Regions from separate parts of the Homo sapiens genome. Here region 2 is linked to region 1. A link is an interaction called in ENCODE POLR2A ChIA-PET data of the cell type or tissue named here. Cell type or tissue: GM12878. All regions are shown on one strand. Links, peaks and the distances in the headings refer to the core of each region. The heading gives the core; the rest is flanking DNA. Region 1 has its middle 210 kb from the start of LRRN1. Region 2 has its middle 150 kb from the start of LRRN1.

Region 1 (16,301 bases), core at 4,420-9,419:
TTTCCTTGAAGAAAAATATCGACTTAAAATGTATAGGCTTGGTTCTGAGCTTTGCAAGGCAAAAGAAGACAAAACCTTGCCCCCATTTAAAAAATCGATACATAATAATTGTACGTATTTATGGGACACTTGATATTTTGATACACGCACACAATGTGTAGTGATAAAATCAGAGTATTTAGGATACCCATCACCTCAAACATGTATCATTTTTTCGTGTTGAGAACACTTCAGATCTTTTCTAGCTATTTTGAAGTAGGCAATGCACTGCTGTTTCCTATAGTCACCCTGCTGTGATGGATACTAGAACTTACACTTTCCATCTAACTGTTTGTTTGTACCTATTGACCACGCTCTCTTCATCCCTCTTCCCAGCCTGAAGAAGAGAAGGAGGCGGCTGCATATGTGATGCGTATGTGATACATATAAGACACTAGACCTGGATCCCACCCTGAAATAAGTCATTCTGCACTTGGGGACAGCTGTGAACAGTTCTGCAGTGTCCTGGCTGCACTTTGAGCCAGGTGCATCTGCGTTGGAGCCCATTTCTACCTCTTGGCCACTGCTTATACCCAGGCAGCTTATTTAAACTTATTTGATTTCCAGTTTACTCATCTCTAAAGTGGAAAGAGTAAAATGCATCCAACAAAGCTTTTTGCAGTGTTTAGAGCGTATGTACGTAAACTATTTTGGCAGTCATAGGTACTCAATAACTAGTAGCTATTACAAGTGTAACAAGGCCATACGAGACACCCAGGGATAGGCAAGTCACCACTGCCCCAGTTTCTCAGGTCAGCTTGGAACTTTCTGCTCCATCACCCCTAACATGAGACTTTCTGCCTTTGCAGCTACAAGACAACTGCTCCCCCTTTAGCCTTGTGGCTATGATCCAAGCAGGACCAAGAGAGATGGTTGAAGGGAAAATCATCCATGCCAGCTTAGGTTGTCTACTTTTTATCAGGAAATCAATAGCTGTCCCTGAAAGCCCACACAGTTTATTCTGTTTATACAGTAGTCCCCCCTTATTCATAGGGGATACATTCCAAGACCCCCAGAGGTTGCCTGAAACCATGGATAGTTCCAAACTCTATGTTTTTTCTTATACATGCATACCTATGATAAAGTTTAGTTTATAAATTAGGCTTAGTAAGAGATTAACAACAATGACTAATAATAAAATAAAACAATTATAACAATATGCGGCATTACTACTCTTACATTTGGGGCCATTTTTAAGTAAAATAAGAGTTCGTTAAAGGCAAGCACTGTGATACCACGCCAGTGGATCTGATCATCTATATGGCTCCTAAGTGATTAACAGGCGGGTGACATCTACAGCATGGATCTGCTGGACAAAGAAACGATTCACATCCCAGGTGCGATGGAGCAGGACAGTATGAGATTTTGTTATGCTACTCAGAATGGCACACAATCTAAAACTTACGGATTGTATATTTCTTAAATTTTCTATTTAATATTTTAAGACCACCGTTGACCCTAGGTAACTGAAACAGCAAAAAGCAAAACTGCGGATAAGGAGGACTACTGTATATCCTTGGCCGAAACTGGATCAAAAAATAACTCCTAGCAGCAAGGGAGTCTGGAGAGGTGAGTATTTTACAAAGGCAAAGTGCCACCTGAACAAAACTGGGAGTAAAAAAAATGAAATAATGAAAAGGAGAAAATGGATAGGATCACCAGGTAAAAAGCAGAATCATCCCCGCAATCCCCCCACCCCAGGGATTTCACATCCTCCATATTTTGGCCAGCTGGCTCCAGTTTGTACTCCAAGGTACAAAGAAGCTGAACTGGTTCTTCCTGTCTTTGCCACTAGAGAAAATGATGATGACGGCTCTCATGGACTGAGCATTTACTACTCCATGCCAGGTTCTCATTTAAGTACTTTACATGTATCATCTCATTTAATCCCCAAAACAGCATCAGGAGCTAGGTACTATTATTATCCTCCGTTTACAGATGAGGGTCTTGCTGTGCTGAGAGGTTCAGTCACTTGCCCCAAGCCATACAGCTACTAAAAGATGGAATTAAGTTTCCTTCCCAGGTTGTTTGAATCCAAAGCTCAAACTCTTAAGCACTATTCCATATTGCCTCTTTAAAAAATCAGTAATTTGGCTGGGTGCAACAGCACATGCCTGTAATCCCAGAACTTTGGGAGGCCAAGACAGGAGGATTGCTTGAGCCCAGGAGTTCAAGGCTACAGTGAGCTATGACTGCACCACTGCACTCCAGCCTGGGTGACAGAGTGAGACCCTGTCTCTACAAAAAAAAAAAAGAAAGTAATTTATATTAATGGTTAATTGATTTTGACAACAAAGCACAGGAAATTTAACTGGAAAAATGATAGTCTTTTGAATAAATAGAGCTGGGACAATATGGTATACAAATTCATAGCAATGAATTTAGACCTTTACCTCATACCACACCCAAAACTTAAATCAAAATGGATCAGGCCTAAATGTAAGAACTAAAACTAAAACTTTTAGAAGAAAATCTTTGTGACTTGGGTTAGGCAAAGACTACTTAGATACAATATCAAAAATATGATCCATTAAAGAAATTGATAAATCAAATGATTAAAATGAAAAAAAATGTGTGTCAAAGGATACAATTAAAAAGTGAAGACATAGTACAGACTTGAAGAAAATATTTGCGAAGAATATAGATGATAAATAACTTGTACCCATAATATATGAAAACATCTTACAATTCAATAATAATACAAACATGCTGATTAAAAATGAACAAAAGATTTGAATAGACATTTCATTATAGAAAAGATGCAAATGAATTATAGGCATATGAAAAGGTGCTCAACGTCATTATTCACTGGGGAAAAGCAAATTATGACCACAAAGAAATTCTACTGCACGCCCACTGCGATGACTTTAATTAAAAAGACAGAAAATAACATATGTTGGTAAAGATATGGAGAAATTGGATCTCTTCACATTCCTGGAATATAAAGTACTACAGCCACACCAGAAAACAGTTCAACAGTTTCTTAAAAAATTAAACATATGCTTACCATTTGACATGGCAATTCCTTACCTAGATAACTGGAGAATTGAAAAACCTATCTTCATACAAAGGCTTGTACACAAAAATTCATAGCAGCATTATTTATAATAGCCAAGAAGTAAAAACATACCAAATGTCTATTTTCTAAAGAAAATGTGCTTTAGAAAATACGCATCCATACAATAGAATACCATTCAGAATTAAATACTGATAGACGCTACAACATGGATGGACCTCAAAATTGTTAAGCCAAGTGAAAGAAGCCAGATGCAAAACACTACACAGTGTCTACATGATTTTAGGTGAAAAGCCTAGGAAAGGCAAATCTATAAACAGAAAGCAGATGATTGGTTGCCTAGGCAGAGTGGGGATTGACAGCAAATGGCTGCGGAGAATCATTTTGAGGGTGATGAAATGTTCTGAAACTAGATTTTGATGATATTTGCACAACTCTGAAAAATTACCCAAAATCATTAAATCATATACTTGAATTGGTGAATGTTATATTATGTAAATTGTACATTAATAAAGCTATTTTCAAAAAGTGGTCCAAAAAGAAGATGGAGGTTGTAGTCCAGATATCCTGCTGTACTTTGTTTTACTAATGGATTTTGAATGAAACACATACAATTGAGCAATTCCCAACAGGACCTAGGCTGATTTCAGTGCTAAATTTTGTTGTGCTTCTTGTTGTTGTTGAACTGTTATTTTTAAGGTAATAGTTCAAGAGTACACGTGCAGGTTTGTTACATAGGTAAACTTGTGTCTTGGGGGTTTGTTATACAGATTATTTCATTACTCAGGTATTAAGTCTAGTACCTATTATTTATTTCTCATGATTATCTCCCCCTCCTACCCTCCACCCTCCGATAGGCCCCAGTGTGTGTCGTTCACCTTCATGTGTTCATATGTCCTCATCATTTAGCTAATTATTACTGAGAACATGCAGTATTTGGTTTTCTGTTCCTGCATAAATTTGCTAAGGATAGTGGCCTCCAGCTCCATCCATGTCCCTGGAAAGGACATGATCTCATTCTCTTTTATGGCTGTATTCCATGGTGTATATGTACCACATTTTCTTTATCCAGTCTATCGTGTATATGTACCACATTTTCTTGATCCAGTCCATCATTGATGGATGTTTAGGTTGATTCCATGTCTTTGCTATTGTGAATAGTGCTGCAATGAACATACACATGTATGTGTCTTTATAATAGAATGGTTCATATTCCTTTGGGTATATACCCAGTAATGGGATTGCGTGGTCGAATAGTATTTCTGTGTTTAGGTCTTTGAGGTATTGCCACACTGTCTTTCACAATGGTTGAATGAATTTACATTCCCACCAACAGCATAAAAGTATTCCTTTTTCTCTACAACCTCACTGCATCTGTTATTTTTTGACTTTTTAATAATGGCCAATCTGACTGATGTGAGACGGTATCGCATTGTGGTTTTGATTTGCATTTCTCTAGTAATCAGTGATTTTGAGCTTTTTTTCATATAATTGTTGGCTGTATGTATGTCTTCTTTAGAGAAGTGTCTGTTCATGTCCTTTGCCCACTTTTTAATGGGTTTTTTTCTTGTAAATTTGTTTAAGTTCCTTATAGGTACTAGATATTAGACCTTTGCTGGATGCATAGTTTACAGAAATTTTCTCCCATTCTGTAAGTTGTCTGTTTCCTCTGTTGGTAGTTTCTTTTGCTGTGCAGAAGCTCTTTAGTTTAATTAGATCCCATTTGTCAATTTTTGCTTTTGTTGCAATTGCTTTCGGCATCTTCGTCATTAAATCTTTGCCCATTCCTGTGTCCTGAATGGTGCAGCATAGGTTGTCTTCCAGGGTTTTCATAGTTTGGTGTTTTACACTTAAGTCTTCATTCTATCTTGAGTTAATTTTTGCATATGGTGTAAGGAAGGGGTCCAATTTCAGTCTTCTGCATATGGCTAGCCAGTTATTCCAGGACTATTTATTGAATAGGGAATCCTTTCCCCATTGCTTGTTTTGGTTGGGTTTGTTGAAGATCAGATAGTTACAGGTGTGCAGTCTTATTTTTGGTTTTCTTTTATATTCCGTTGGTCTATATGTCTATTTTTGTACCAGTACCATGCTGTTTTGGTTACTCTAGCCCTGCAATATAGTTTGAAGTTGGGTAGTATGCTGCTTACAGCTTTGTTCGTTTTGCCTTGGATTGCCTTGGATATTCAGGCTCTTTTTTTGATTCCATATGAATTTTAAAATAGTTTTTTCTAGTTCTGTGAAGAATCTCAATGGTAGTTTAATAGGAATATCATTGAATCTATAAATCGCTTTAAGCAGTATGGCCATTTTGGCAATATCGATCCTTCCTATCCATGAGCATGGAATGTTTGCCATTTGTTTGTGTCATCTCTGATTTCTTTGAGCAGTGGTTTATAATTCTCCTTGTAGAGATCTTTCACCTCCCTAGTTAGCTGTATTTCTAGGTATTTTATTCTTTTTGTGGCAATTGTGAATGGGAGTTTGTTCCTGATTTGGCTCTTGGCTTGACTGTTGTTGGTGTGTAGGAATGCTAATGACTTTTGCACATTGATTTCATATCCTGAGACTTTGCTGAAGTCGTTTATCAGCTTAAGAAGCTTTGGGCTGAGACTATGGGGTTTTCTTCATACAGGATCATGTCATCTGCAAACAGGGATAGTTTGACTTCCTCTACTCCCATTCAGATGACATTTATTTCTTTCTCTTGCCTGATTGCTCTGGCCAGGACATCCAATACAATGTTGAATAGAAGTGGTGAAAGAGGGGATCCTTGTCTTACACCGGTTTCAAGTGGAATGCTTCCATCAATGATAATTTTGAATTAATATTCTGCATTCACTCATTAAGAGCATTTCCTTGACTAAGATTTACGTTACTCAGGCTTCCGATCATTCAAGAAGTGTATTCCAAATTAATAAGGATTAGCCAGTCTTAAAAGATTACTGCTGAGTTTATCCAACATTTGCATCTTCTACAAATTCTCTGTGCAATGGAATCAGGATTAACATGCAGTAGAGATCCTTGGGTTGGCCCTTGAGCTTGTCAAAGTCCCTTGATGGCTAAACCATCTCTTTTTGGAGTGGTCATTTGTCTCTTTGTCATGAAACCTTGTGTTAAATTTGTTTTGTATAGGACTGGGCAAAATGCTAAAATGTACATTCTAGATGCTGGTCTAATACAATTTAGAAAGATTTTCACAATTGAAACAGATCATGAAACCATCGAAATTTTGTATTTCTGTCAAATTGGAGCTTCACCACCATCTTCTTTGAGTAAAAGCTGGAACATTTACAACTTTGAAGTGTTTGGAAAATATACTTATGATGTTCCACTTGTAAAAACCTTTATAGGCCTAGTTGACATACATTCTCAGCATGTAGCGTTTCTCTAACTGACTTTTTAAAATGAAAATATGACACTATACTTTTAAAAAAATCTAGCCTGTGACACATTTTTTTCTGGACCCCTAATTTGTCTGAAAAGAATGATATTGCTTACAAAAATCACACATTCTGCCCAAATGCCAAAAAAAGATGAGACTTTTTATTTTTAATGGCAGGGGCCCTGCCTACATGGTTCCCAGCCTCTGGAAGCAATTTACATGGCACCAGGCCATTTGTCCTTCACTTCAATTATATGTAAGAGATAAATGCTTTAGAATTTTCAAGAGTTTGAGCAGGTAGCAATTCATGAACTAGGTAGCTCCAGACTGTGACCAGTTTGGGGCTCTGATGAAGGGAATGAAAGGAAGGATTTTTTACAGGGTGACTACAGGAGCAAGGCAAAGAAATTATTTGGTTGGGTAAAGTGGAGCAGTAGCTTTATTTGGATCGTTCTAGTGTAAAGTCCCTCATTAGAGGTTAGTTGGTGGTTTCTGATCGGCTAAGCTTAAGTTTCATTTTGTATTTTATGCTGAATTGGGTTTTGGTTTGCTTATGCAGGAACCCAGAGTGCTGGAGCCACCTCACTCTAATGACCTCCCAACTAATTATTTTAACACAATGTTAGAGCCTCATATGGTGTCAGAGGTAGAAGGGACCTCAGAGGATATATAGCCCAACCCCCTCAGTTTGCAGCTGAAGGAACTAATGCCCAGAGAGGTTTTGTAACTTGTCTCATCCAAAACCACATAGCCAGTTGGTGGTTACTAGCCTAGTGCTTGCTTGACTACAGTGCACTGTGAACATCACAGAACTTCAGAGTCTCAAGGGGCCTTCGAGGCAATGCTATCCAGTAACATGTTTTCACAGACAGGCAGCTGAACACAGAGATGTAAAATGACTTCTGTAAGGAGGTCCCAGAGCTCTTTTCCCCTTCGATAGAATCATTTTTGGATGCTGGTGTTCTGCAACATTCTTAGGAATCAAATTCGTAGGGTACAATTCTATTAGTTGCAAGTTATGTTTAGTATCCTGCAACTGTAGCGGGATACAGACAGGGAAGATGAGTGAAATTGTTTTAGTCTGTGTAAGGGACCATGTAGAATAGATGATGATGCTTGTTGGTAAGAAAAGATTGAGGAGCAAGTACATTTTATTTTTATTGTGAATGTAATTTATAAATTAATTCACCTTAACATGTGTTTCAGGCTTATTTTATAAAGTCCTTTTCTGGTTTTAGAATGCTTTCACATTTATTATTACCTTTTCAGGCCATACATAATAGCACCATGATATCCAATTTAACAGATAAAACTGTGGAGTGATAGAAAGTGTGGTTGGATTGCCCAAGACCACACTGCCATTAACTAAACAGGGAAGTATTTAAGCCTTCTCATCCTAGAACATGTATGCTCTTTCCAATCCATTTTACTACCTTTTAGAATTTTGTTTGTTTGTTTTTTGTTTTGCTTTTTTTTTTGAGACGGAGTCTCACTCTTTCGCCCAGGCCGGACTGCAGTGGCGCGATCTCGGCTCACTGCAAGCTCTGCCTCCCGGGTTCACGCCATTCTCCTGCTTCAGCCTCCTGAGTAGCTGGGACTACAGGCGCCCGCCACCACACCCGGCTAATTTTTTGTATTTTTAGTAGAGACATGGTTTCACCGTGTTAGCCAGGATGGTCTCGATCTCCTGACCTCATGATCCGCCCGCCTCGGCCTCCCAAAGTGCTGGGACTACAGGCGTGAGCCACCGCGCCCGGCCACTACCTTTTAGAATTTAACAATATTTTTGTCCTATGTTTTTTAGTTTTCTGATAAAACATATAATTTATCACAGGCCGTATCTACAAGCAGGCTAGTATGAGAAAATTTAATAAAGCACAGGGGCTGTTGTTAACACTATGTTTTTAAAATTTTCCAAGTCCATATCATTGTTAGAATAATTTAAGCTTACATTATTTTTCTCTTGAAGCCCAGAGGAACTCACTAGAAGTATTCCATACTTTAAGAAGGCAAGATATTTACAAAGTTGAAACTGCAAAGCAAATGAATTAGAAGTAATTATTCTTTTTGTGTGCATCCACTTTACAAAAGACTTACCAAAAGAATCCTGTAATAATGCACAAATGTTCTTTATGCATTTTAAATAGAATTCAGTTGACCAAAAAATTTAGTCATCTTGCAATCAACTTTTCCAAGAAATTCATCTCCTGTTCTTTGTTGACTATATTTTCTCATCTCTTGAAAATTTCTTTTTAGTAACCTTTGAACAGTAAGATTGGCCTCATCTTCTGTTTGCAAAATTAGTAAAGAGCAATGGATTCCATAGGGGTCAAGGAAAAAACTCAATTTTTTTTAACTTGAATATACAACAACTAGAGCTAACTCAGAATTCCTGAGTGATAGATTATTTTCTACTCTGTGGTTATTGAAGTTTCACCTGTTCTCATAGTTGCAGCTCAGAAAGCAGGTTCAGGTGGCTTTCAATTTAGGTGAAGAGTAAAGAACTTCATCCCTGAATTCTGGAATTTCACAGTTTGGAATGTTTACAAAAGCATTATTTGAGTTATTTTTTTTTTAGTCTGACAATAAAAGCATTTTTATTGCAATTATGTTTCTGGTCCAAGATGAAACTTTTCTTTTAAAAGTTCCAAACGAAGACATTTTGGGAGCTTTTTTCTGGAGGGTGGGGTAGGCGTGGGGGTGGGGCTGGGCATTTATGAGTTGTAAGAAAAGAGGTTGGTGGAGAACAGATGGCCTCCTCCAACCATACATATTCATGAGTGCATTTATTTCATTATGTCATCCCCTGGGAAACCCTATACTTCAGCTTTTATAAGTTCGAATGCCGTCAAATTGAGCAGTCAGAAGGCCCTCTGTCAAAAACTGTGTTGCTGAAAAATTTGAAGAAAAGTATGTGAAAGCCTTCACTTCACGCTTTTGTCTTGACTTTTTACCGCTGAAACAACTGTTATTTCGAGAGCCAAGACTAGAGTGTCATTGAGCATAATAAATGTTAAGTGTTGATAGCTGAGCTGACACGTTCCATTAATCAGATGGTGGTGTGTTATGTTTAGAGTATTGCCAAGCACATTGTTTGCTAATGTCGTATGAAACATGAGATGAAAACATGTCTGTGTGTCTGTTGGAGCATCTTCAAAGTTGATTCCAGGCCCTCTCCATTTGCAGAAGGGGAATGGGTCATCCGACGGGTTGAAAAATGTTCATTATTAAATTCCCTGTGTGTCTAATCATTTGGCAGGAAGTTCTCTCTTATGTGCTTCATGCAATCTTTTCCACTGGACCAAGAAAGAGCAGCACAGGTTTTTTTCCCCCTTTCCTGCTGAGTGAGCTCCTGCTAGTGATTAATGAAGGCATCTAAATAGCCTTTGGTTTAAATGATGTTATCACTGTCTCCATTTAACTCCACATGTCTTTACCTCAAACAGGAATAAGACTGCTTCTGTCTTTTCCCATTGTTGCCTGGCCATGAGGAACTGTTGATGTATCATGATTTGTTTTACAGATCTGTCAAGATCATCACTCATGCACTTCTCTTGTTCTCTGCTCATAGATTCTATGGAAATTGAGGCATGCATGAAGCTGCCCACTTGGGTTAAGCACATCATTCATTTTCTTAAAAATCTTTAAGATAATAATCCTGATAGGCTTAATAATAACAATAACAGTAACAATAACGTCACCTAACATTTATTAAGCACTTATGATATAACAGGCACGATATTAAACATTTTACAGAAATCCTTGTGATGTTGATACTATTAGTATCTAATTTTTCAATCAAGGACACTAAGGTTTGAAGAAGTTGGGTAGCTGTTGTGTATTGTGTCAAAAAATGTGAGAGGCTTTTAAAGAAAGTGTTATTTAATTCTTGTGATCTCTCAATAGCAGTAAGAGACCCAAGAATTATGAGAAGCTGACAGGTCCCATGGAGTCCAGGCCTCTGCAGATTTTTCACCAACGAAAGTTGTGTGCAGATGAAGCAAACTGGGCATTGTAACTATGAGAAAGAAGAGGAAGCTCTTTGTCAGAAAAGAGAACAAAGTAGAGAACAGAGAGAAACATGCCGTGAGATAGGGGTGAGGGGTGAACAGAGAAAGGAGTTGGCTAGATCTCTGATTGTTTCACAATTTTTACCTGCATTTCTCAGAAGCGCCAACTGCAGTTCATTTCCAGGTGTAATTAATATTTTTACATTAACCTTCCTTGGGCCTTAGGCAGCTTCAGTGGGTTTCTCTTTCCTTGCAGCCGAAAAGTCTGGACTTGGAAATAATGGAGCTAAGATGCAACCCTTGCTTTCAGACCCCAAATCAAAGCCTGCACTCGCTCTATTACACCATCCTCTATTACACGTTGGAAGAAAAAGGGCCCAGTGAACATGGCCATAGAGCAGACAGATCTTTTTAGATCTCTAAAGTTTAAGACACACACACACAAAAATCAATAAATGGGGAGGCTGGAGAGGCAATGACTTCTGGTGGCATGACAATAAATCTAAATAATAGGTCATGCAAGTCTAGGACTACCTTTATTAAAATATATTTGCTTGTTTTTAAAAAGGTTAGAAAGTGAAAAATGCTTATTAAAAGTTACTATTATAATGAAAGTTTACTGCAGGGATGTGTACAGTAAAAGCTAAAAGCCCTTCCTCTTGTTTGCCCAGACTCCGGTCCACAGAGATTACCACTATGCACGTTTTAGTATGTGCCCCTCTAGGACTTTTCTGTGGATGGACTGGATATGTGCCCATGATGGGGCTGTGTTCAGAATCTTCGTGCCACTCGTACTTGCTTCTTCTTGATCGGTAATCATATCATGGACACTCTGCCATGTGAATACACACAGATTTGTGCAATTCTATTCACATCTATATGACACATTCCAGGGAATAAGTGCACCAATTCTCTGTTGGTGGGCATTCGATCATCTCCAAATTTCTGCTGTTACATGTCAGACTTCAATGGATAGAAACAATTCTCTTTGAAGTGCTTCATTTGCTCATTTTAGGCTGTATTTCAAAAGCACTATTAGGAAGTTTAAAAATGTAATCATCCACCCTTAAGATCCTAGGGGCAGGTAAGTATGACAGGTATTCACAGTTTAAGCATCACCTAAAAACTGGTTTTGATGACATGTATTAAGGTCCCACAATCCTAAGCCATTAATCAGAATTCTTCTGGGCTTTGTGTAATTCAGGGGTGGATAGGGTGAATATCCATTGCCATTGCCATTTCTTTTGTTTATCTAAAAAAGATCTTAAAACATTAAAAAATAATAATAACTAGCACTCGGGGGAAATTTGGGCTTGCTCTCCAAGTAATTCATCCCTGACTGCTGTGAAAACCAACTAATAAGCAAGTATGTAGTGATCACCTCTGTATCCAGTACAGATACAGGAAAATATTTACGATATTTTCATTATGCTTTAGGTAGAACCTGTAGAGCAGGCATGAATGGACCTACTGTAATCAGATGTGTGCCACCAATGTGTTAGGACTTAGTATGTGTGATTTCAGAAGCAGAGTAGATGTACAAAGCACAGAGAATATAACAATATTGAGAATATTAGAAAACTCCTGGTAATGTTTTATAAAATATGGGACTTTTCCTTCCTAAGCACGCAAAATACATCCTGTCAAAAGCTGCGTGTTTATAAATATTTCCTGCCTTCCAAAGCCATGGTAGATAAAGGAATCTTGAAAATTAGAGAAGCGATATGATAGCTCTCTCAATACTACTTTATTAAGTGTCAATTGTGTGAAGACTCAATTTTTAAACTTTAGATGATGCCAATACTAATAAAACACAGTCCTTACCTGGAAGGAACTTAAAGTTAATGTTGCATAATAAATAACCAGAGTACACACATCATTTTTAGCTTAAAAAAGTAGAAAGTATTGTTAAAAGCCAATTCATTTTCATGTCTTTATCAATTTTCCTTTAAAAGTGTAACCAGTTCTGTACGATGTTCCTAAGAGTGCTTTTCTGTGCCCATTTTCACCCAGTCCAAGGAGTTTGTTTTGTTTTGTGGCTGGATGGGTACTTAGGACTAGACTTTTATTATGATGAATAATTATAGCTATTGTTTTTTGAGGGCTTGCTTGGTAGCCAGCACCATGCTAAAAGCTTTAAGTGGAACTTAAAAATTCTCCCAGCAGGCCCTTGCTGGGAGATTTTAACAAATGTGGAATCTGACAGCTTCTTAGTGGCCAACCCAGGGTCTTAGGCCAGGCCTAACTCCAACGCCCCTGCTGTGTTCCCACTGTGTTGATGTTTATCCACTTCCAGTCATTCTCATGCCACCTTCGAGATGCTTGCCTTATCTCCATGCCACCAAAATAGTACTTTCTTCATGTCTTTTCTAAATCATCTTACTAGTCATACCTGTTATGTATCCTAAGCATTTGGGGTCATAAAAGTTTGGAGTTTAGTGTACTAGTTATATATTTTCTCCTATAGGTAATCAAATAAATAGATAAGCATTAAAGTAAAAAAGCTTGCCCATGCATCACCTGTAATTATTTAATTTTATTACCAGTGGTACATGCACCACCCTTGGGAAACCCTGTCCCATGTAATACCATTTTCAGGTTTTTCTTCTTTGTATCATTATATTTTCTCTGGATACATGTTCATTAGAGATATTCACCTCCTTGTAAAGAAAGGAGGTCTGTAAATCAGATTTGCATTTTAATCACCATGAAAACAAATTTGTGCATGGAGGAGGCACTCAGTCCACAGAGGCTAACCTTGCACAAACCGAATATAACAGGAAATACGTTTTTTGAGATAATCCTAACAAATATAACTTGACAATTAAAGTTGTCAGCTGTCTGAACATACCAGAATTTGCCCTTGGCAACAAAGTCTTGCCATGTAGGGTATTTTATCATTCAATTATTCTGGCTTTCTTTAAAAAGGTAACTTAAAAAATAAAAAATAATAGGAGAAAAGTCTTATGTTTCACCATTTGGACTGTTAAATCATGCCGTTTATTCTAGTTCATTCCATTATTATTAACATTAGCATTATGGAAAGTCAACAGAATACATTGTTCCAAAAATGTTTGAGGGTTTTATTCATTTTGAACACTCAGAGCCACGCATGTTACAGAGCAATATATCTAATCAAAAGAGGCAACGGCTCTAGAGAGGTTATTATTGGGCTGCTTATAATCAACTAATTTTTGGCTTTATAACTTACATAGAGAGATTACTTGGGAAAATAATAATATATAAAGCTGCCCTTTCAGAAAATTAACCTCCAAGACCATGCAAAAGACAAAAATTAAAATTAACTGAAGAGGGGCCCAGAAAAAAAATTATAACATTTTGAACTTCTCCCAATTAGGACAAAGTCCTCATTGCTTATTCTGAACAGGGAAGCCCATTAATTTGTACAATGCAGGTGGAATATAAAACATTAATTTCCTTTGGTTGCTGGAACTTTAGAAAAGTGCAAAAACCTTCATTAATTGTCTCAACATCCCAAGAGGTAGGTAAGTATTATTAAGTTTATTTTCTCAATAATTTGGAAATTGAAGCAAAATGTTAAATTGCTTGGCTCTATTTTCAAATTTTCCACTTCGGCTCTGACTAAGGCAGGTGGGCAGTATCTGAATTCAAGACCTGAGACCTTGCAGCTCAGGACCTCAAGGCATCAAAAATAATGACATAGTATCTCCAGGAGGTATCAGGAGCAATGTAGGAGGACTGCACAGCTCTGTGCTCAGTGTACCCAGTTTTGTGCTTTGGAGAAAGGACAAGAAGAACTGGTCTCTTTCCAAAACAAGCCTATCTCCAAAGGGAGCACAGCATAATGGTACAGACATAACCTTGCTATATGCTTGGCAGTACATACATTTGTCTTGGAGAGAGGAGTAGTAGTTGGAAAACTTAAGATAAAAGATCTGGGGTTGTCGATGGCTTCTGATGTGTTGATGTCAAGGCAAGTGTTTTCTGCGCCATGACTTCATGTTAGTCCTATACTGGAGGACGCTTTTTTTTGGTGAGGGTGTAGGGCACCAGGAGAGCCTCCTGGGCATTATGAATGTGCAGTAACAGACCCGAGAACAGACCGTGTTCTTTCTTTTGAATTCTGAATTTGTGATTGGACACTTAGACACTAAGGCATTTCCTCATAAGAAGATATTTTATAATGAAACAAGCCCTATACTTAGAGATATGAAGAAGGCATCAAGAAATGCAAGGTTATTTTTATTGTTTATTTGTTTCATGGAGGAAATCATGGAATACAGTGAAGCTGTTTCTTTCCATTTGAGCAGACTACAGTGAACCAATCTGAGACCTGGATCTCAGTTTTCTATTGCTGTTTCATGAGAAAATACGTTATACTGCTTAGGCAGGTGGATTCTGGAGTCAGCAACTTGGGTTAGACTCTTGGCCTGCCACGTTTTAGTTGCATAGAATCATGGGCAAGTTAGTTCATTTTTTAAACCTTCAGTTTCATCATCTGTAAAATGAGAGTAATAATCTTACCTGCTTCACAGATAAAGATGAAATAAGTGTAAGATATTCTGTACATTTTATCTATTATTAATGCTGTCATTAGATTTGGTGTCCAGTGAAACAGAATTTCCAGCTCGTCACAATCAATAGTGGCAAGAGAGAAACTGGAAGAGAAATAGAAAATTGTCCCTGCCTGTCATAAGTAAGGAAAAAGGAATGCCACCTACTTTTACATCAGCAGCTCTGTTGCTTAGTGATTTACAGTGGGTGACAAAAATACATTGTTGGAACATATTTTGCCAGTCTGCGAATTAATCTTTTCACAGTCCACAAGGAGGGTGAGTTTTACACATGTTCACCCCAGCCAGCAGGTGATTCACCTTCTGATCTAACAGGATAGTCTGCTTCTAGGATATAAAGGAAAAGTAGCAACGCATTTGACCAACACAATAACAAATGCACAGAACTTAGCACAGTGCCAGGCATTAAGGAAGTACTAAGGAAATGTTTGTTCTTTTTCTTTCCTCCCTCTTATTTCTTGTTTGAACCCTTGATAAAGTCATGTTCTATACTCCTTCTGTTCCTATCTGGAGATCATTTACTCACAGCTAGATCCCCACATTGTGAGTTTCTTTGAGAGCATCACATCATGTTGTATTAATTAATTATACCACCTCCCATCCCCAACCGCTTAGTATGGCGCTTGCATGCAACAGGTGCTCAAGAAATGTTAAACGTATGGTTGAAAGTAAGTAAATGTTGTTAGGGTTGGAGGATTACTTCCTTTGTTCACTATTATGTTTCATTAAAATAATATAATTTCCTTGTTTGAGAAAGACTGCCTGAAGATTTTTCAGAGGGGACCTATTTTGGTGGCGTTGCAAAACTTGATAGAATGGCATTGCATGTTAGGCCACCACACGTATTCCTCCTGGCACCTTATTGTGTTGCTTTGCCACTTTGGAGTGAAATTTGGTCCATCAAACAGCTTGTAGCTTCACTAGAACAGCTCTTGACTTGATCGCAAAATCAAAACTCTTGAAGGGGCAGTTCACTCCAATGATTTCTCCATGACTATATTGTCAGTGGGGATTTGTAATTGTAGCCACTGCTCCAAATTTCTATGAGCATTTTGAAATGATTAGAATGACCGTTCATTGAGAAGACAATATATAATTATTTTCTTTTGATCTTTTAGCAGCTTCTTGCAAGGAGAGCAAGAAGAAGGAATAAATTGCCCCTGTGTCCATTTGGATAGGAGCCCATTTCAGGGAGATTTGGGAGATGTGGCTCCAACTTTGGCTCTTATTTTAGCCATTTAGAAGCATTTCCACTTGAGTCATTGAAGGGCTTTTAGAGAGTTAAAGCATTCCAG
Region 2 (16,301 bases), core at 4,408-9,407, 57 kb before region 1:
TACTTGTTTACCAGTGTCTTTCAATTGCAAAGATCTATAAGTCCCACTGCAGACTCAGTTTACCCAGTTTGTGATTCAGTCTCTATTCAAGTAGGCAGTTATAATGTTAGCCAAAGGGGTAGAGTGAATTTTGGGATTAGACTTATTGCTCCAGATTTGGATCTGTTTTGCCTGGGGTGGGGGTGCATGTCCACTAAGCCTCGGCATGCCCTTCCCATGGTGGCCTAGGATGTACGGCTGTGACTTTGCCTTAATTTCCTTCCCTAATTGGTACTCAGTTCCCTACTGAAAATGCAACCTGTGTGGGATCCAGTTTGCTCAGTTGAGGCCCTGATACCTTACTTAAATCAAGCTAGCTCTTTCTCCTAGGAGCTGAATCATACACAGATAACTCAAGACCACTGTCTGTAGTTCTCCTGTGAATGTGCTTGTCACCCACAGCTATTCTTCTGCCACACACTATACCTGAAGAATTTGTCATCACTTAGACCTATGACATTGTATTGTCCTGCTTAAATTTGATCACCTCGGTTTTCTGTTTTCCTTAGCCATTCATCCATCTACCCATCCAATTGTTTATTCATTCACTCCCTTACCCTTCTGTGGGGACCATTATGCCTTATGCACAATTCCAAAATAGATTCTACATTTTTGGACCTGAACTTTAGATTGTCAATTACTGCACCAACCATCAATTTTACATCTAGTCGATTTCCCTTATCTCTTGATTTTCACCCAGACTAAACTTCTCCTCCTTAACAATGCAGTTATAGAAGTCCTTATTTGTCTTACATCCAAGCCTACCGCAGTTTTTTTGTTTGTTTATTTTGAGACAGAGTGTCACTTTGTCACCCAGGCTGGAGTGCAATGGCATGATCTTGGCTTACTGCAACCTCTACCTCCCAGGTTCGAGCAATTCTCCTGCCTCAGCCTCCCGAGTAGCTGGAATTACAGGCGTGCACCACCAAGCCTAGCTAATTTTTGTAATTTTAGTAGAGATGGGGTTTCACCATATTGGCCAGGCTGGTCTTGAACTTCTGACCTCAAGTAATGCACCCTCCCTGGCCTCCCAAAGTGCTGAGATTACAGGCGTGAGCCACCACGCCACTCCCGGCTGCCTACTACAGTTTTAATAAGGGCTCCTCTCACTTTGGCCTTTCTATTCCATCTATTCTTGCTGAGTACATCCTATTATTTCTTTATAACTTATATGGAAATTGGGGTTGAGAATTAAGTTTTGTATCCTCAAAGGAAGAATAAAATTATATAAGTTTATTTGCTGGACAAATGCATATTCTGTGTGAGGCACGGTGGGAAACAGTGAACGAGACAGACTGGACTCCTGTTCTCATGAAGCTTATACTCTAGCAAGGGAAACATTCATTAAATAAGGAGAGTCAATCCCTCATTTTTTGTGGATTCTGTATTTGCAAATTTGTTTACTCACCAACATTTGTTTGTAAGCCTAAAATCCATACTCACAGCCCTTTCATAGTCATTCAGGGACATGCACAGAGCAGCGCAGAATTCAAGTTGTTGCAAGCTGAGGTTGAACAAGGTGATGCTCTACCTTCTTGTTTCACCTCTCAGAATGTAAAGAAGTATCCTTATTGTGGTAGATTTAGCACCATGTTTTTTTGCATTTTTATATACAAAATGCAAAATTGTGGTGATTTTGCTGTTTCAAAGGACCCCCAAATGTAGTGCTGAAGTGCTGTCTAGTGTTTCTAAGCACAAGAAGGCTGTGATGTGCTTTATGGAGAAAATATGTGTGTTAGATAAGATTCACTGAATCATGAGTTACAGAGCTGTTGGCCGCATGAGTTTGATGCTAATGAAACAGCAATATATAGTAGATACTGTGTCTTTAAACAGACACAGGCATCAGACAAAGTCATGAATTGAGCTGTTGATGAAACTCTCCTAACCAGAGGCTTGCAGGAACCCAATCTTGTATTTGCTAATTTAGTGTTCACAGTGACTTTGTAGAACCTAAGGACTGTGAATAGCAAGAATGACTGTAATTAAATGAATAACTCTTTAATTGCTAATATGATAAGTGCTACACATTAATAGCACTCCGTACCACAACAGCATCTATAGAGGAACTTATCCTGACCTTAGAGGTTAGGAAAGGCTTCCCTGAGGAAGTGGGGTTTCCCCTGTGATGTGAAAGAGATGTAGGGATTAGCTGAGTTGAGAGTAGGAGGTAGGGAATTTCAGACAGAGGGAACAGCATGGGTAAAAGCCCTGATGTAGGAAAGAGTGTGATTCATTGGAGGAATAAGAGAAGGCCCCCATGAGAAGATGATTGTGTGTGGGGTGGGGAGGGGAGGGTACAGGGGAGAGTGGTAAAAAAGAGAATAAAGCTGTAGACATGGACAGAAGACAGTTCATAGAGGACTCTGTGGGCCAGGTTAAAAATCTAAACTTTATTAAAATAGCCATGAAAAAATACTGATGGGTTTTCACTAGAGAACTGATAGTTCCTTCTGCTCTGTGAAGAATGGATTAAAGACAGGGAAAGTGAATAAGGGGACACCTGGCAGGAATCCAGACAGGGGATGACAATGGCTTGAGCTGGGGTTTGAATTAGGGTGTGACCATGGATATGGAGAGGAGGAGACAGACTCATAATAGATATTGAAAGTAAAAACGGTAACATTCAGTGAGTGAGGAGACATGGAGGATGAGGGAAAAGGAGAAGTCGAGGATAATCATGGCGGCAGCAACTGAGTACTTAATGATATAATTTATGAGAAGGGGAACTCTGGAAAAGGAACACCATTAGAGAGAATATAGTACATTTTGTTTCCAAAAATGGCTGCAACGGTATCTCCCACCTCACCTGCTTTTTTTTACAGTGTGACCTTACCACTCTCCCACTAAGAGGCAGAACTTATTTCCCTTCCCCTTGAATCTGGGCTGATCCTGTGGTCTGCTTTGTCTAATAGAATATAGTGGAAGTGATGCTTTATAGCTTCTGAGCCTGATATTTAAGAGAATTGCAACTTCTGCCTTTGTTTCTTGAAATGTTCCTCCTTGGAATCCAGTTGCCATCTTTGAGGAATCTCAAGTGGCTACACGGAGATGCTAACATGAAGGAGAATCAGAACCCATGGCTGATAATCCCAGCTGGCCTCGAGCTGGAAGCCAGCATGGACTGTCAGCTATGTGAATCTTGGACCTTCCAGCCTTCTCAGCACCCTAGCTGCACTACGTGAGCGGAAGAACCATCCAGGTAACCTACAGAAGCATGAGAAACAATAATTTGCTGCAATAGATTCTAAAACAGAGTATGTAGGAATTCAGTTTTGGACATGTACATGAAATGTTGTGGGGCACTCAGATGAAGATGACTGTTAAGGAGTTGGTTATAAATATCTAGAGCTGAGAAGTGAGATCTGGGTCAGAGATATACATTTGAAAGTTGCTAGTGCTTAAATCATATTTGTAACCATGGGAGTTGCTAAAAATCTGTTGAGACTGTAGAGTGAATAGAAAAGCAATATAGAATTAGGACTGGGACTGAACTTTGAAGAATTCTAGCTTTGAATGGCCGTGTTGCGAGGAGGTGCCCTCATTGGAGATTAAGAAGGAGCAACCACAGTTTTCTTGTTATCACAGAAGCCAAGAGAGGAGAGGAGACTACTTCCAGAAGGAGTGTGTGCTCCATAGTAGTATCAGAGGCAAGTGAGAAGTTACAGAACATGAGTTTGAAAAGTTTCCATTATTGATTAAGAAACACGGTGGTCATCGATAATTCATCTAAGTAAATTTCCAGAGAGCTCTCATTTACTTTTTACAGTGCTGACGACATTTTTGTTTTAACCATTTTAATGATAATAGCTTACATTGCATACTTTGTGTATGCCAGGCACTGTGTAGGATTCTGCATCTACATTACATCATCTTTGATTTAACCATAACAATTACATGTATTTTTGAGGCAACTGAAGCTTAGGGAAATTAAACGAGTTCCCTAAAATTATTCAGCTAGTCGGTGGCTACGTGCCCTTCCTCCCCGCCCCACCTAATCTACTGCTGTAAGTCTGTTGAAGGAAAGAAAGCCACATTATTGTTAATTGTTTTAGGTACAGTGATGGTCATTTTTATGGGAGTCTTTTTGGAGCTTATATCTTTTAGAAATACAAACTGAAATATTTACAGTTGAAGTTTTATATCTTACATATGCGTCAAAATAATCTAAGTGGTAAAGAGGGAGTCATTATACCATACTCTCTATTTTTCTATAGTTTGAAATATTCTATAATGGCAAGTTGTTTTATTTTAAAGTGTCTCAGTGAGGTTCTGAGGTCTACCCAGTGAATAAAGGTACAAGGGCTTTGCGTTAGCTATTTTAGGTACTCAGAGTTTTATTTCTGGTAGTTTTTCTCTGATGTTGTGGATAGCGAGTGGTCTAGATAAATGGTCACTGGACATGGGAGGAACTATTAAGTCCTCCATAAAGCCTGCAAAAATAAGGTAACAAACCTTCATATTTTGATTTACTGAATAATTGTGAACGGTGACGTTCATCATCACTCAAAAGGCTTAGCAGCATTTGTGAGATGACAATTAATTAGCAGGATGGCTTTATGAAATGCATGTTGCTTTTCATTGCTATGGCCCATTTTCCTTGTTTAATGCAAACTTGGAGGCTCTTAAATGCATCCTCAATCTTTCTGGATTTGTTGTTGCATGGTTCCACAGACATTTTCCCCTAGAGACATGGTAATTTTGCAACTTTTAAATATTCAACACAATTCTAATTATAAATAGTTCTCTTTCAAAAGCGATAGCCAGACACTTCGCACAAACCACATCTTGTTATATTGGAAAAGGATGACAGCATAATGACTGATGATATGTGTTAGATTCTCTCATTTCTCTTAATTAGAATTTTCTCTGCATTATCATGCTTTGTAACTAACCAGCTTATTCCTGACAGTGGTTAATGTGATTAGGAATGGTTTTAACTTTGTATTTCATTTGGAGAAACAGCCCAGCCATTCTGTCTGATAGCCTGTGTGGGCAGAGGAACAAATTTCTCCCAGTCCTCCAATATTTCTGTTCTGCTTGGGCTGGTCTGGTCAGGATATGAGAAGAGACCAGGGGAATGGGAGCATGTTTTGTGCTGTCAGAAAGAGAGAGATACTTGCAAAAGGAAGAAGAGTGTAGCCTTGGTACAGAAGGCAATGAGAAGGTTAGAAAGGGTGACCATATGGAGCCATAAATCAGTAGCTACCCAGGCAACAAAGCTGACTCTGTACATCTGGTATGTGACGCACCAGTTACTTATTGAGCACCTGCTGTGAGCACAACCCGGCCATCACCACTGTTGGGGAGTACAAAATACTCCAGAGACCTTTTCTTTGCCTTCAACTCTAGTTGGAGGCAGACTTCTACAACTTAACATCCTCCTTCAAGACAAGGACTCATCTCTTCGGTTCCTCCTCATATCCCATTGCCTGGTACGAGGTTTAGCTCACAGTAGTTACCCTTAATAAATGATTCGCTAATAAATGAATGAATGGATGAATATAATAACATGAGAATAGTTACAGGGTCACTTACAAGAGATCTAATAACCCACTTTAAACTAAATATGTAAATGCCAATAGGGTGGTCATAGAATAAAGGAATATCAGAGCAGCATGAGGTTCTGCAAAAAGATTTCAGGCTTCTGACAAGCCTGTGCTGGTTTCCACTTCCTCAGTCTCCCCAGACAGGGTAAATTAAGATGACGGCCCTGATGGTTAAAGTGCCCAGGTCCCACTCATGGAACATGCATGCCAGCAAAACTTCTGGAAATTATCCCTCAAGGTAAGTGAGAGGGTGTCTGGTAGATACAAGAAGGTGAGTGGGTTTCACCTCCTAATAAGTTGCACAGACATTCCTGGGCCTGGGACACCTGAGAGAGGAGATCGTGCAGCCTTACAAGGGTCCCAGGTGAGCTGGATGCAGAGTACAGGTGGATTTTATGATATCTGTTTTTTGACTGTGCTGTGGCCAATCCTGAACCTTTTGAAACATAAGGAGACACAGTGTCCCAGAGGTCAGTCATTACAGAGTCCTGGAAAAAGGGATTTCTGAGCCTTCTACTCACGATTTGAGAGAGAGATCTGTGGCAGCTTTATCTGCATTATCCTGGAAAATTAAGAGAAGATACTATGGTTTGCCTTTAGCTCACAGATTGCTTGCTATCAGCAAAGTGAAGACTTTGGGAGGAGCTGAAAACATAATTTTTGTTTGGGGATGCTCCTCTGAATTCAGCAGAATACCTGACTTGAAACAAATATTTGGATTATCTGTGGGGTTGCTTTATCTAGAAATCCACATATTTGTGCTTCAGACTAGTGGTATATATGAAAAAAAATAATTCAGCTAGAGAATTTATGAGGAACACCCTTCCGTCCTTCTCTTCCCCACACACAGATATTCAGGAACGTTTTTTTCTTCTTCCAGTGAATATGTGAACGTTTTGCTAAGTAGAACTTGTTAATTGCCACCACATGGCCAGACCTCTTCTTAGGGAAGAATATCATTGTTATGAACTGAATTGTGTCCCCCTAAAATTCATAGGCAGAACTCAATGTGACTGTATTTGGAGATAGGGCCTTGAAGGAGGTAATTAGGGTTAAAGGATATTATAAGAGTGGGTTACTAATCTAATAAAACTAGTGTCCTTAGAAGAAGAGGAAGATGCCAGGATGCCTGTGCACAGGGGGAAGGCTGGGTGGGGACCCAGCAGAAAGGAGAACATCTGCAAGCCAGGATGAGAAGCCTCACCAGAAGCCAACGCTGCCAGTGCCTTGAGCTTCGATTTCCAGTGTTCAAACCTGGAGAAAATACGTTTCTGTTATTTAACCCGCCTCGTCTGTAGTATTCTGCTATGGTAGCCTCAGTGGATTAATACACTAAAAGTAAATAAATAACACATGGCTTCTGTGGTTAGCGGATTTACTGCAGTCAGTTGAGGAGAAAAAACAAATGTGGATAAAATGGAGAGAATATACTGTTATGTTGAGCAAAGCTGACAGTAATATAATAAATATAATATAATACAGACAGTAATATAATAACAAGAGCTTATTTTAATGATTAACTTACCATGTGTTAGTTTCATGTGAAGGGTTGAATTGTGTGTCCCCAAAAAGATATGTGGAAATCCTAACCCCTAGTAACTTTGTATGTGACTTTATTTGGAGATACAGTCATATAGAAATAATCACATTAAAATGAGATCATCAGAATGGACTCCAATCTTGTATGACTGATGTCGTACAAGGGGGAAATTTGGACACAGAAACAGACATGTGCAGAGAAAAGATGTCATGATGTCATGAGGACACACAGGGAGAAGATACCATGTGACTGGAAGAGGCATCTACAAACCAAGGAGTGCCAAGGACTGCCAGCAAACACCAGAAGATGTTTGGTTAGTGTTGTAGCAGGCAAGCTGCAGACAAAACCCCTCAGACACCGAGTTAAAGAAGGAAGGGCTTTATTCGGCCGGGAGCTTTGGCAAGACTCACGTCTCCAACAACCGAGCTCCCGAGTGAGCAATTCCTGTCCCTTTTAAGGGCTTAGAACTCTAAGGGAGTCCGCGTGAGAGGGTCGTGATCGATTGAGCAAACAGTGGGTACGTGACTGGGGGCTGCATGCACCAGTAATCAGAATGGAACAGAACAGGACAGGGATTTTCACAATGCTTTTCCATATAATGTCTGGAATCTATAGGTAACATAACCGGTTAGGTCAGGGGTCAATGTTTAACCAGGCCCAGGGCGCGGCGCTGGGCTGTCTGCCTGTGGATTTCACTTCTGCCTTTTAGTTTTTACTTCTTCTTTCTTTGGAGGCAGAAATTGGGCATAAGACAATACGAGGGGTGGTCTCCTCCCTTAGTGTAATCGCAATTTTTGCCATTACTTTCAATGGCAAAAACCACAATTACTTTTGCACCAACCTAATAGCAGCTACAAGGAAGGATTCTTTCCTAGAGTCTTCAGAGAGAGAGAGAGACAGAGAGAAAGAGCTCGGCCCCCCTGACATGTGATTTCAGATTTCCACCCTCCAGAACTGCGAGATAACACATTTCTGTAGTTTCAGCCACCTAGTTTTTGGTGCTTTGTTTCAGCAGTGCAGGGAAATGAATACAGCCTTGTTCTCAGAGCTGGACAGGGCAGCTTCCTTAGTCACTAATTCACCACAGATTTTAAGCTATCACTGGAATGATTTAGAAATTATAGTGCCAGTTCACTCAGGTTTCCTCACATGGGGTGAGCTGTCCTCACTGAAGTACTGAAGTGTCTCTAATGGAAAGAAAATAATATGAATAATATAAAACATCACTTGTCATTGACGAACTAATGCTGTATTTTTGTGATGCACACACAAGTTGTATAGTGACTACCTATAAAGTAGCTACTATTATTATCTTATTTTATAGCTCAGGAAATGAGAGTCAGAGAAATTCAATGATTTGCCTGACTTACCCTTGGTCTCACACCCAGTAAATCCTGCAGCTGGCATTCAAACTCAGGTTTCCTCTAGCTAGGTAGTGAAAGGTAGGATTTGGATAAATAGTGTAGGAAGTACTTCTGAGCTGTGAGACTAAACAGAATTATTTCCACTAGAGATATTTCCAGGCATAGCTAAAAGAGAGAGTCAAAAGTGTGCTTGGAGAACGAGGAGCCCAACATAACAGGACTGGCATGGATAAGACTTCAAGGTGGCCCGTTAGTTTCATGGAAGGTCAACGTTTCCCCATCCTTAGGAATTCCTGCTTCCAAGAATTGATTAGTGATAAGCAGACAATAGAACTTGACCCAAATCCATTTCACATGCGTTTCCCACTGAAACTGCCTTTCCAAAAATTATGACAGTGAAAGAAATCTGACCTAACTGACTCCATCTTTCTTTTAACCTTTAAACTACCCTTGTTCATTCCTGTGTGTTAGCCAAAGTAACTTTGGAAGGAATTTAGTTTGTAGTTTAACTTTGAAACAAAGAGTATAACAGCCCCTCCCCAAAACAAACTACCTCCTTACTTGGGGAGCAGACCACCTTTGTAAAACTGACAAATTAGCCACAGAATTAGAAAGTGTGGTCAGGAATCATGCAGCCAGAGACCATAAGATTCCTAACCTCACCAATTGCTCCTGCAGATAACATTGCTGTTGTAAAACCTAAGATCAGTGTCCAAGACAGTTTTCAGACCTTGCATTATGACAGACCAGCCGCTGCCACCCAGACTGGCAATCTGGCTCAACTAGTTCTGCAATCCCACCCAGGAACAGAAGAGAGCAAGAAGAACCTGCTCCAACCCCCTATGATTTCATCCCTGACCTAATTAATTGGCGTTTCCCATTTCCTAGCTCCCCACCTGCCAAACTCTCTGAAAACTCCTAGCCTCCACATTTTCAGGAAGGCTGAGCTGAGTAATAATAAAACTCTAGTCTCCCCTTTAGCCGGCTCTGTGGGTATTAAACTCTTTCTCCACTGCAGTTCCTCTGTCTTGATAAATCAGCTCAATTTGGGAGGTGGACAAGAGGAACCCACCCAGTGGCTACACCAGCATGAAATTCTGTGTCATCTTCTTGCCTCCTCTCTATACTCCTTATCTCTCAAGTTTCTCTGTGGCATGGGGGATAATGGAGAACATTGACCATATCAATCACATGGAAAATCCATGTGTCCCTTCTGAGATTTACATAGCAACACCTAAGCAAATAGGGAGTTTTCTCCAGAACTATTCAGTATTTTATAAACAAGTAGCAGTAACATCCATCATCTTTAAAATCTCCATTCATTAAGCACTGTGCTGTAGCAAAACAAAACAAAATGAAACGAACAAAAGAAACCCCAGAATACAATATAACATGGCAAGACAAAACAATAACAACTAACTTAATGCAGATATACTTAGAGCAAGACCATCCTGCTTTACAGAAATTCTGAGTTGTGGAGTATTTAACAAGAAATATAGCTTTATAGCAAAAGTCTCCAGCTAAATATGGGGCAGTCGAGTGTAGCCAAATGCAAGCCTAAGATTTCTTTACTAGGCAAGAGCAATTTGTCATTACCAAAGCAAGAGAAGAGGGGTAGCATTGAGTAGAAAAAGTGGTCATTTGTGATGGGATCATCTGGTGTGGGTTTCGCTGCTGTGTGGCTTTGGGGTCTCTTTGTCTCCCAGGGCCTGTGTTTTCATCTATAAAATGAGGAAATTTCACTAAAAATCATAAATTCCTCTTAAGCTCTATGTCCTGCCTTATAGAAATCAGTGCTTCTCAAGTGCCTAAAACTTCTTCAAAGTGGGCTTTTTATGATTTGAACCTCTTTAAGATGGGGAAGTATCTTCTCCAAGCATTACCTTTCGGCTTGGAAAACCCTATCTTGGTCCAATTTAAATTATGATAAATGCAAATCAATGACATCTAAATTAGAAAGGTCTTATGATAGTTGATCATACAAGAAGGCTTCGGTCATTATATTAATATGACTTTTCTCTAATCAGGTATTTCTCATGTCATATTGATAATTTATTCCTTGGCAAATGACTATATGTCTTACATTGTGAACCTGGTTATTTATGGTTGTATCGATATACAAGCCTAGGTCAACTGCTCGTATTATCATCCCAAACATAGAATATCTATGGAAGTCACTGCTACAGTCTTCTGGATTTCACATATTATCTACATGGAGTTCCTTTGGTACATATGTTAATTAGACATAAGACAGCTAATGACACCAATCATACTATTTGGAGAAAAGAGTAATGTTTCTTATCTCCTAATTCATCTACTCATCTGGTAGGGAACTTCTGTCCCTTCTCTTTCTATTCTTCCTATTCTTAAAAGTATTTATAATATTCAGCTTTCCTATAAAAGGATTCCCTATTCAATAAATGGTGCTGGGATAACTGGCTAGCCATATGCAGAGAATTGAAACTGGACCCCTTACTTATACCATATACAAAAATTAACTCAAGATGGATTAAAAACTTAAATGTAAAACCTAAAACTATAAAATCTCTGGAAGACAACCTAGGCAATACCATTCAGGACATAGGCATGGGCAAAGATTTCACGACAAAGGCGCCAAGAGCTATCCACCCATCAGTGTGGAAAATGCACAGAAGACAATTCTAATACCCTTCTATTCTCCTTCAGGGCTACCTTTCTGTTCTTCATAATGCTTTAGTCTGAATTCATTAAATCTATAATTTTTTAAAGACATTCATTCTCATTTCTGATATTAGCTAGCATTAATAATTAATACATGGGGCCTATCAGATACTCTACATAATTGCTTATTCTATCAGCCTTTGAGCTAAATTAGAAAAAAAAAGATGTTTCAAGTGAGAAGTGGTAAGTTAAAGGAAGCTAACTGAGGGACAAGTTAGAATGGTTTATAAAAGAACTATACTAAAGCTGAAATGAAAAAAAACTAAGTTTGAGGATTTTACTCCACTATTTACTATCTGGATGACTGAAGATAATTAATTTCTCTCAGTCTATTTCCTCATCTATAAAATATAACTAAATAATAAATACACAAAGATAAATAAATAATAACAATATGCTCATCCTCAAATTCTTAGTGCCCAGCACACAGTAAGTGTTCAAATAATGCCTGCTGAATGTCTGATCTTCACCATTTTATTGGTAAATAGAAAATAAGTATGGGGCAAGCATTTAGTGTTGTCAGCATCAATGAAAATAATAAATACAAAAACACCTCATGAACCATAAAGCACTGTACAAATGCAAGGGCTTTTAAAAACCCAAAGGAACATGATGGCTTTCCCACATAGAAGATATAAAATCCTAACCCACTCTCTCTTTTCCCTTCTGTTACAATACAATGGCAGCAACAGCAATTTCAGCATTGGGTTGTGAAACAAGTTACAGGAGCTAGGCTTCATGCCCCAAAGCACAAACAGGTGGAGATATAGGAGCATCTTCCTGACTCGGCAAAGGAAAGTTTTAAGAGCAATAAGCGAGAAGACAAAGCTTTTCAGAATTGCGCTGTGTTTCAGAGCTTCCCTCTGCCATCTCTGGGCCCTGGGAAAGGCAGTGTCAGGAAAGCACAGGGGAAACATATGGTGGGAGAACAGCATGCTGACAGCTGAAGCACAGTTTTATAATAACACATAAAAGTAACAGCTATGCTAGTTAAAACAGGATTACTTTAAAATATATGCATAGATACACACACACACACACAGACGTGTCTTGAAAACTGGGATACAGAGGCTGTCTGAAGAGGCAGCCAGAATCAGAGGAAGAGTTAGGAGTTTGCAAGCTCTTGTCTACAATGCTGACACACAGCATCGTTGGAAGCTGGGAGGGGGCCAAGACTCAGCCCTCCTCCTTCCCAGGGTCTTAACCAGTGGATGTGAGAAACTGACACAACACATCAGCTTTACCCATGGCTGGGCAAGCGCCCAGTGATCCTCAAATGCTGGGGTCTGGTAAATAATTTTTGAGAATGTAGCTTGGATTCAAGGTCACCAAACACCTTTTATTTCTTCCATAAGCCTGGATCTTGAGGTCAACCTGTGTGAAGGTATCTGAATCTGCAAAGGAAATTTGTTCCCCTGCCTGGCTGAACGGAAGAGCAGGACCTGCCCCAAACACCATCACCAGTAGAATGCAACCACAACAAAGCAACGGATGGGCTGGGGTTGTGTTTGTAATTTAGTTATTCCATCCTTTAGAAAATATGGCTCAACAAATGTTCCAGTTCTGACCAATCTGATTATTTATTCCCCCTAAAGTAGGGAAGAATAGGAAGAGGAGGGACAGAAGTTCCCTACCATATGGGTAGATGAATTAGGAGAAAGAAACATTACTCTTTGCCCCAAAAAGTATGATTTATGTCATTAGCTGCCTTATGTCTAATTAATATACATACTTAAGGAACTCCATGTAGATAATATGTGAAATCCAGGAAATTGTAGGGATTTCCATAGGTATTCTATAGTTGGGATGATAACTGCCAAAAGCAATTGCAACAAAAGCAAAAATTGACAAATGGGATCTAATTAAACTAAAGAGTTTCTGCACAGCAAAAGAAACTATCAATAGAGTAAACAGACAACCTACAAAATGGGAGAAAATTTCTGCAAACTATGTGTCTGACAAAGGTCTAATATCCCCACCTAAAAGGAACTTAAAGAAATTTACAAGAAAAAAACAATCCCAATGAAAAGTGAGCAAAGGACATGAACAGACACTTCTCAAAAGAAGACATACATGCAGCTAAAAAGCCTATGAAAAAAAGCTCAACATCCCTGATCATTAGAGAAATGCAAATCAAAACCACAGTGAGATACCATCTCACACTAGTCAGAATAACTATTATTAACAAGTCAAAAAACAGCAGATGCTGGTGAGGTTGTGAAGAAAAAGGAATGTTTATACACTTTTGTTGGAAGAATAAATTAGTTCAACCATTGTGAAAGACAGTGTGGTGATCCCTCAAAGAACTAAACAAAGAAGTACCATTCCACCCAGCAATCCCATTACTGGGTATATACCCAAAGGAATATGAATCATACTATTATAAAGACACATCCATGTGTATGTTAATTTCAGCACTATTCACGATAGCAAAGACATGGACTCAACCTAAATGCCCATCAGTGATAGACTGGATAAAGAAATTACAGTACATATACACCATGGAATACTATGAAGCCATAGCAAAGAGTAAGATCATGTCCTTTGCAGGGACATAGATGGAGCTGGAGGCTATTATCCTTAGCAAACTCACACAGGAACAGAAAACCAAATACTGCATGTTCTCACTTATAAGTGGGACCTAATGATGAGAACACATGGACACACAGAGGGGAGCAACACACATGGGGGTCTTTCAGAGGGTGGAGGTGGGAAGGAGGGAGAGGATCAGGAAAAATAACTAATGGATAGTAGACTTAATACCTGAGTGATGAAATAATCTGTACAACAAACCCCCATACCATAACACAAGTTTACCTAGGTAACAAACCTGCACATCCTGCAGATCTACCCCTGAACTTAAAATAAAAGTAAAAAAAAAAAGGCCTATAAACGTATACGAAAGCTCAAACTTCTAATAAAAAAATCAAACAACAAAATATACAATTTTTCAACTATTAAGGTGAAAACTGTTTGGCAACATTTTAAAAATGATAATTTTTAGTGGTAGCACATTCAAGAAGCATGGTCAGAAAAATAGAATAAACTTTTATACTCTTACCACTAGACAGGGGGTATGGGTTGGTGTGATCATCCTGAAGGGAATAAACTATCAATCAAAGGTCTTACCAGTATTCGTGACCTTTGACCCAATAATTTGACTTTCAGAAATTCAAGAGAGATATATATAAACAATAATGCTTAGGAATGTTTACTGTATTATTTATTTATTTATTATTTATTTATTTGAGATGGAGTCTCGCTGTCACCCAGGCTGGAGTGCAATTGTACGATCTCGGCTCACTGCAACCTCCGCCTCCTGTGTTCAAGCGATTCTCCCGCCTCAGCCTCCCGAGTAGCTGGGATTACAGGCACCCATCACCATGCCCAGCTAATTTTTGTATTTTTAGTACAGACTGGGTTTCGCCATGTTGGCCAGGCTGGTTTCAGACTCCTGACCTCAGGAGATCCGCACGCCTCAGCCTCCCAAAGTGCTGGGATTACAGGCATGAGCCACCATGCCGGGCTTGTATTATTTATTTTTAACAAAAATCAGAAAGCTCATTGTTTGATGATGAATGACAAACCTATAATTTATATATAAATGATTGACTACTTTGCAACTATTAATATGTTTTCAAAGAATAGCTTAGAAAATAGGAAAATATTGCAAATATAACATTAGGTGAAAACAAAATAGGACCCACAATTATATATGTGAATGAGTCATTGAGTTAAAAACCACCCTACCCTGTCAATAATGGCTATATGTTGGAGATAAAACTTAGGGCCATTTTAATATTATTCTTTATAAGTTTTTATATTTTCAAATTGTCTATAAAGAGTATGTGTTATAGTTACATTTTTAAATGATGAATTATATTTATTCTTTTCCATATTTATTATTTAGTTAAAAGAATTATTTTATGTATTCAAAACCCAAAAGTTAGTTAATTGCAAAGTCAGCTAATCAACAAGATTCCATTTCTCTGAATGCTTCCCTTGGTTATAATTGTACAAATTTCTGCTCGAGATATGCCATTTAATAATTATAAGTAGTATTTTTGATGTTTTAATTGGTATTTTTTGATATTAATAACATAATTTCATATATTAAGTGATTATTATTTCTACCAATTGTTTTTATATACTGAATACGAAGATATAACTCTTTTCTATACATTCTGTTGAATTCGTCAATTATGAATGTTGGAGAAAAATTATCAACTATCCTACTCCATTCATCTCTGGCTGTTCTTGTGTTACTACCATATATTAACTGTATAGTACCTAATTTTGTGATATGCCTTCCATATCCAGCAGAGTAAGTCATTCTTGCATGGGCAAATTATTCTCCCTTTCCTCTGAAGCTCTTCTTGTACTTCTTTTTAAAGTAGTCTCAGCTGTTGATTTTTTTGAGAGGTTCGTTGGTATACAGTAGAACTTGTTTTCTGAGATAAATAGACTATGACACTTAAGATTACGTAGTTGGGGCCAAACTTTTAAATATATATTATATTTGAGTTGATGATATAAACCCCACTACTAAATAATTTTCAATCAAGAATTCACGCCTGTAATCCCAGCACTTTGGGAGGCCAAGGTGGGCAGGTAGCTTGAGTCCAGGAGCTTGAGACCAGCCTGGGCAACATAGTGAGACCTCTACTCTACAAAAAATACAAAAAAAATTAGCCGGTATGGTGGCGTGCACCTGTAGTCCCAGCTACTCTGGAGGCTGAGGTGGGAGGATCCCTTGAGCCTGGGAGGTGGAGGTTGCAGTGAGCTGAGATCATGCCGCTGCACTCCAGCCTGGGTGACAGAGCCATTTTCTGATTTGCCATTTACTAAACAAGTGACGTGTCACTTTCTCGGAGCCCTAGCTTCCCAATCAGTTCAAGGAATATTAACTAGTCTATGATTTCCTCATGGGGTGGTGTAAAGATAGAAAGTGATCGTTGAAACTGTAAAGTGCTATGTAGATAGAAATAAGAGGTAGTGTTGCATATAAGATGGCTGTATGCTCAGTATGGCTGGCTGGTGGCCCACTTTTCTTTGGTTTTGGCCACAAGGCACCCTCGTAAAGGGCATTAGGCTTTCTACTAATATCCC

What was found. Peaks named below come from ENCODE experiments on the same cell type or tissue, not always from the same donor. Only the 100,000 strongest peaks of a DNase experiment are listed, where the experiment ranks them.
Region 2: POLR2A ChIA-PET joins it to region 1 with 6 read pairs; 3 of 35 experiments call an interaction of 5 or more read pairs at or near these places.

The regions. Positions count from the first base shown.
Region 1 is chr3:3,580,705-3,597,005 of GRCh38, reverse strand. No RefSeq gene overlaps it. Among named protein-coding and RNA genes, the nearest start is that of LRRN1, 210 kb to the left of the region's middle. In GM12878, for the core only: no CTCF peak of the experiment used is centred there; a DNase peak (open chromatin) is centred at 7,105.
Region 2 is chr3:3,638,137-3,654,437 of GRCh38, reverse strand. No RefSeq gene overlaps it. Among named protein-coding and RNA genes, the nearest start is that of LRRN1, 150 kb to the left of the region's middle. In GM12878, for the core only: no CTCF peak of the experiment used is centred there; no DNase peak of the experiment used is centred there.